2 separate regions of the Homo sapiens genome follow, and region 2 is linked to region 1. A link is an interaction called in ENCODE POLR2A ChIA-PET data of the cell type or tissue named here. Cell type or tissue: MCF 10A. All regions are shown on one strand. Links, peaks and the distances in the headings refer to the core of each region. The heading gives the core; the rest is flanking DNA.

Region 1 (2,807 bases), core at 148-2,647:
CACATATATAACCAAATCACAGAGCTGCCTCAACATGTTCATCTTTTTTAATGGGAAAAAAGTCTATTAAAATAATACTTATTAATATTTTTGTACATTCATTTTAAAGAATAATGAAAACTTATACTTCAGTGTAAATTAAGTGCTATCCCCAAATTAACCGTTAGGTAATATTATGGCTCTGGATTTCCCATGGGCTAAAAGAGAAAACAATGTGTAGCTTGTTCTGTGTCATTTCCTAGGAATTAAGTGAATTAGGTTATTTAGGTTTTCAAGAAATTTATTTAGGTTTTCAAGCATTTTTATGTTGATAGGCATTTGCATAGGGCTTTCCCTCAGACTTTGAGTGCCTTTTTTCTCATTATTAGAATTGGCTTCTGACTTCACATTGGTCCTCTGAGCACTTTTTATTTAGCTCTCATATTTACCTTTCTTCTTTTGCTTCTCTTGATATAGAGAATTGCTTTTTAACTTATCATTACTTATTCTGCTCCCTGTGGTAGAATAAAGAACACAGTTACTGTATGTTCATGTTTGCAATTCAGGGACTGCCCTTTTAAATTGGTTTTTCTCCCCCTCCTGCCACTCTCCCCACAACTCTACCTTTGACTTTAAACTGCCCTTTTTCAATCACGGAACTTTTAGAGCAATTATATTTTACTCTAATTTCTTAATTTGGTGAATGTTTACATTTTAAAGAATAGTGTGGTATATTCCTTCAACATTTTATATTTGGCTTCTGCTAAATAGTCACTTTTTAATCTTTTTTTTTTTTTGAGACGGAGTCTCATTCTGCCACCCAGGCTGGAGTGCAGTGGCACGATCTCGGCTCACTGCAACCTCCGTGTCCCAGGTTCAAGTGAGTCTCCTGCCTCAGTCTCTCAAGTAGCTGGTATTACAGGCACGTGCCACACCATGCCCGCCTAATTTTTGTATTTTTAGTAGAGGCGGGGTTTCACCATGTTGGCCAGGCTGGTCTTGAACTCTTGACCTCAGGTGATCCATCCGCCTCGGTCTCCCAAAGTGTTGGGATTACAAGTGTGAGCCACCGTGCCTGGTCATCTCTTTTTAATCTGAAGTTTTTCGCCCAGACCTGCATTTGTAAACATATCTGAACCAACCATTTAAACAATTTTAATTCATGTTGTTTGTGCTTTTACAATGCGCCAGGTAATGAAGAGAATTAAAAAAATATAATAAGCATAGTCATGAACATAGCCAGCAGTTGCTTCACAGCACATGGTCTGCACTGTCTTGTGGTGTCTGGCCATCTATTTTATCTGTTTAAAAAAAATTCTTTTCCTGGCCATCTATTTTAGTTAGAGTCTGAATTTGGTTTTCTATCTGTGTTTTAAGGGAACTTGGATGTAGAAACATGATTCCGCATGTGTCTGGAGCTAGGTTTATGGGCAGAGGAAATGCATTAAATGAACACCATTTCTATCCTAGCCTTTCTTCATTTATTACCAGCACTTCACTATTTAAATTTTTAAAAATCAAAATGATTTCACCTATTTCATTCATTTATTTATTTTTTTTGAGATGAAGTCTCACTCTGTCACCCAGGCTCGAGTGCAGTGGTGCAATCTCGGCTCACTGCAACCTCCACCTCCCATGTTAAAACAATTCTACCTCAGCCTCCTGAGTAGCTGGAATTACAGGTGCATGCCACCATGCCTAGCTAAGTTTTGTATTTTTAGTAGAGACAGTGTTTCACCAGGTTGGCCAGTCTGGTCTTGAGCTCCTGACCTCAGGTGATCTGCCAGCCTTGGCTTTCCAAAGTGCTGGGATTACAGGTGTGAGCCACTGTGCCCGGCCCACATATTTCATTTATATAAAGATTTATTCTATCTTAATACTACTACATGGATAAATTATAATAATATTTTGAAGTCTCACACATACAAAAACACTTATATCCCTAAGGTTTTGGGACTAAGATATCCACACTGTTATACGGTAACTGCTTCTGTGGTATAAATACCATTTTGGCAAGGAAGAAACTTCCATTTCTCTAGAAAGAGGAGGCGTAGGACATGTTGGGCATGTCAGTCCTTAACATTGAGACAGGATCCACTGATAATCTTTTCATCCCATTATAGGAGAAAGTTGACAGAAAAGCTTCTAGCAATCCTGACCTTCATCTGAACAGGGCGACGGTAAGACCTTTGGGGTGTAGTCATCTGAGGGTCAAATAAATAAGACACCTATGTCTTAGCTTGTGAGGATAACTGAGTTTGCATAGGGACAAGATTGGGTACAGACTGCGAGAGGAAAGCCATGCTATTTCTATAAATAGCTAGCTCGGTTTGGCTTCAGTATCTGGTGTAGTCACTGGAGGGAAAGGAGAAGGGGCTGTGGAGGTGGAAGAATAGGTAGAGAATGGGGGGATCTTTTAGAAGACTTCTGAAATGTTAAGTAAATATAAAGGTCAAGTGAGCCAATATATACAACTTAACTATTTTAGAGTTTGGAAATTAGCTTCTTTGAAATGATTCCATCTTTGGGGTTGTGATCATCTTGGCTAGGAAGAAGGATGTAAGGTGTTACCAGCTCTTCAGGCTGTTTGTTGCAGCACAGGAAAATAACCAGGAAGGAAAACAGTTTATTTCTCTAGATTCCTAGCCCATGGTGCCATTCCCTCGGGATAGTTTGTCTGGATATACTTATAATTGGGATACACTTCTTGTACAGTTGCATAAATATGAAGAGAGTTATGGGGAGGCCCTGGAGGGCTTCTCTCGGGCTGCAGCCCTGGACCCTGCCTGGCCAGAGCCCCGGCAACGAGAGCAACAACTTCTGGAATT
Region 2 (2,807 bases), core at 201-2,700, 200 kb before region 1:
GAAACTTGAGAAGAAAGAAATTCATCCAAATGTATAGGTACTGTGGGTAAAAATCTAGTGGAAAGAGATTCTTGAGCTTGGTTTTTCTAACCTCACAACAGCAAATAATAGAGGCTTTTAAAAGTCAGTCTGAGATTTCTTAAGGAAACTTCTAGAAAGAAGTTCATTCTGTGGCCTTGTGAATAGTATATGGCTCTAGATTTACGAAGCAAACTTAAGAAGGCCTATATGGTAAATAAAACTCTTCCACCTGTGGAAATAATCAGGCCAAACCGTCAGGATTGCCCTTTTACTTATCTTCCAGCACACTGAGCTGAGAGCTTCCTATGCCATCTCTCTTCTTGTCCTCAGTGCCAAGCAAAGTGTGTGGAACAATGAAGGTAGTCAACAACATTTATGAGAAGAATAAATATCAGGTTGTGAAATAGCTTTCGCACCTGATTCCAACTGTGAGGCGGCAATGGAGAGCCAGGGAGGCAGGCAGAGGCACTGAACTCATCAAGCTTGGTTTCCTCTGCCCAGCCTCAAGTTGTACCATGGGGAGACAGAGACTCCATTAAAAATAAACTCACAATTAACTTTAAAATACTGCAGCAATAAACAAATAAGTAAAAATAACAAAATAAGGAGAAGAGATGAAACAAGATGAGCAAAATGTTGATTACTGTTGAAGCTGCATGTAATGGGCACTTGGGGATTAAATCATATGCTTCTTTCTAATTTCAGTGCATGTTTAAAAATTTCCATAATGGAAAGGAGAAGAAAGGAAAGGAAAAGGAAGGGAAAGGTAAAGGAAAGGAAAAGGAAGGGAAAGGAAGGGAGGGGAGAGCAGGGAGAGGAAGGAAGAGGAGGGGAGGAAAGGGCAAGGGAAAGGGAGGGGAAGGGAGGGAAAAGGGAGAAGCGGGGAGGGGAGCGGAGGGGAAGGAAGGGAAGGGAGAAAGGAAAGAAAAGAAAAGAAGAAAAGAAAAAGAAAGGAAAGGGGAAAGGACAGGAAAGAGGAAAGGAGAAAGGAAAGGAAAAAGGAATGAAAAAAAAGAAAGAACAGGAAAGGAAAGGAAACTTGAAGGGGAAGGAAATTACAAAAAGGAAGTCTGCTGGCTTTGTAAGGAAGGGGGTAATGAGTAAGTTCAGGCAGTTTTGTTTCATTTTGGGTATTTGCACCAGTATTCGAGGTGTCCCAATCAGAGTGACTCATCTTGAATAAAGGCCAGATGAAGCCAAACCTGCTGGGTTACTTTCCCAGGAAATTGGGCACTGTTAATCACAAAATGTTTATGGTTGAGGAAATGAGTTGATGGAAAAAGGCATTCTTAGTTTAAAAATGGGTTTCTTGGATGGCATGGTGGCTCACACCTGTAATCCCAGCACTTCAGGAGGCCAAGGCAGTTAGATTGCTTGATCTCAGGAGTTCAAACCAGCCATGGGCAATGTCAGGCGTCTGAGCCCAAGCTTGCACGTGTAAGTATCCGGATGGCCTGAAGCAACTGAAGAATCACAAAAGAAGTGAAAACAGTCGATTCCTTCCTTAACTGATGACATTACCTTGTGAAATTCCTTCTCCTGGCTCAGAAGCTCCCCTACTGAGCACCTTGTGACCCCCACCCCTGCCCGCCAGAGAACAATCCCCTTTGACTGTAATTTTCCACTACCTACCCAAATCCTATAAAACAGCCCCACCCCATCTCCCTTTGCTGACTCCTTTTTTGGACTCAGTCCGCCTGCACCCAGGTAATTAAAAAGCTTTATTGCTCACACAAAGCCCGTTGGTGGTCTCTTCACACGGACACACGTGACAGGCAACATGGTAGAATCCTATCTCTATAAAAAAATAAAAATAAAAATTAGCTGGGCATGGAGACTGAGGTGAGAGAATCCAGAGGATCAAAGAGGATCGAGTCAAGGAGGTGGAGGCTACAGTGAGCCAAGATCGCACCACTGCACTCCAGCCTGGGCGACAAGAGTGAAATTCTGTCTTAAAAAAAAAGGTGGGTGGGAGGGTTTCTTGTGGTGGTGAAGGTGTAAGCAAATAAACACATAAAAATAAACATGGGTTTCACTTTAAAGATAATACTACACTCATAAATTATTGCTGAAATCAATAGTTACACCGGAGAATAACAATACTAATAGCCTGTCACAACTTGATCACAAGCCTTTATAATAAAGTAAACTATTCTTTTTTTTTTTTTTTTTTTTTTTTTTGAGATGGAGTCTGGCTCTGTTGCCCAGACTGAAGTGCAGTGGCGCAATCTCGGTTCACTGCAAGCTCCGCCACCCGGATTCATGCCATTCTCCTGCCTTAGCCTCCCGAGTAGCTGGGACTACAGGTGCCCACCACCATGCCCGGCTAATTTTTTGTATTTTTAGTGGAGATGGGGTTTCACCGTGTTAGCCAGGATGGTCTTGATCTCCTGACCTCGTGATCCACCCACCTCGGACTCCCAAAGTAAACTATTCTTAACCTTAATATCCTGTATAAGCAAGCATTACATTTAAAGTAGGGGCATTCCTCCTCTTGCTCTCTGAGGATGCCCTACTCTGTAATAGAGTAGTTTCTAATGAACTGTTTTAACTATACTGTACTCTGCGCCCTGTCCTTAATTCTTTCCTGCTCAAGATCGAAGAACTTGCTCTTGAGGTTTGGAACAGGAATCCTTTTCCAGTAAAACCAGTAGTTCAAACCACTCCCTGCTCCACCTCTGACTTCCTCTTTTGTTTTGAGAGAGGATCTGCAAGACACTAGCAGTTTTGAGGAAGAGTGAGCCCTAGGGAGGGAAATGCTCAGTGGCTCTGTACTAGCTCAACTG

Evidence for each region. Peaks named below come from ENCODE experiments on the same cell type or tissue, not always from the same donor. Only the 100,000 strongest peaks of a DNase experiment are listed, where the experiment ranks them.
Region 2: POLR2A ChIA-PET joins it to region 1 with 5 read pairs; 2 of 35 experiments call an interaction of 5 or more read pairs at or near these places.

What each region holds. Positions count from the first base shown.
Region 1 is chr14:20,295,742-20,298,548 of GRCh38, reverse strand. TTC5 (tetratricopeptide repeat domain 5) reads left to right here. Exons shown (of 10, transcript NM_138376.3): 6 at 2,103-2,159; 7 at 2,695-2,807. Among named protein-coding and RNA genes, the nearest start is that of TTC5, 8.8 kb to the left of the region's middle. RefSeq lists an enhancer at 2,294-2,807. In MCF 10A, for the core only: no CTCF peak of the experiment used is centred there; no DNase peak of the experiment used is centred there.
Region 2 is chr14:20,493,760-20,496,566 of GRCh38, reverse strand. No RefSeq gene overlaps it. Among named protein-coding and RNA genes, the nearest start is that of RNASE10, 10 kb to the left of the region's middle. In MCF 10A, for the core only: no CTCF peak of the experiment used is centred there; a DNase peak (open chromatin) is centred at 1,196.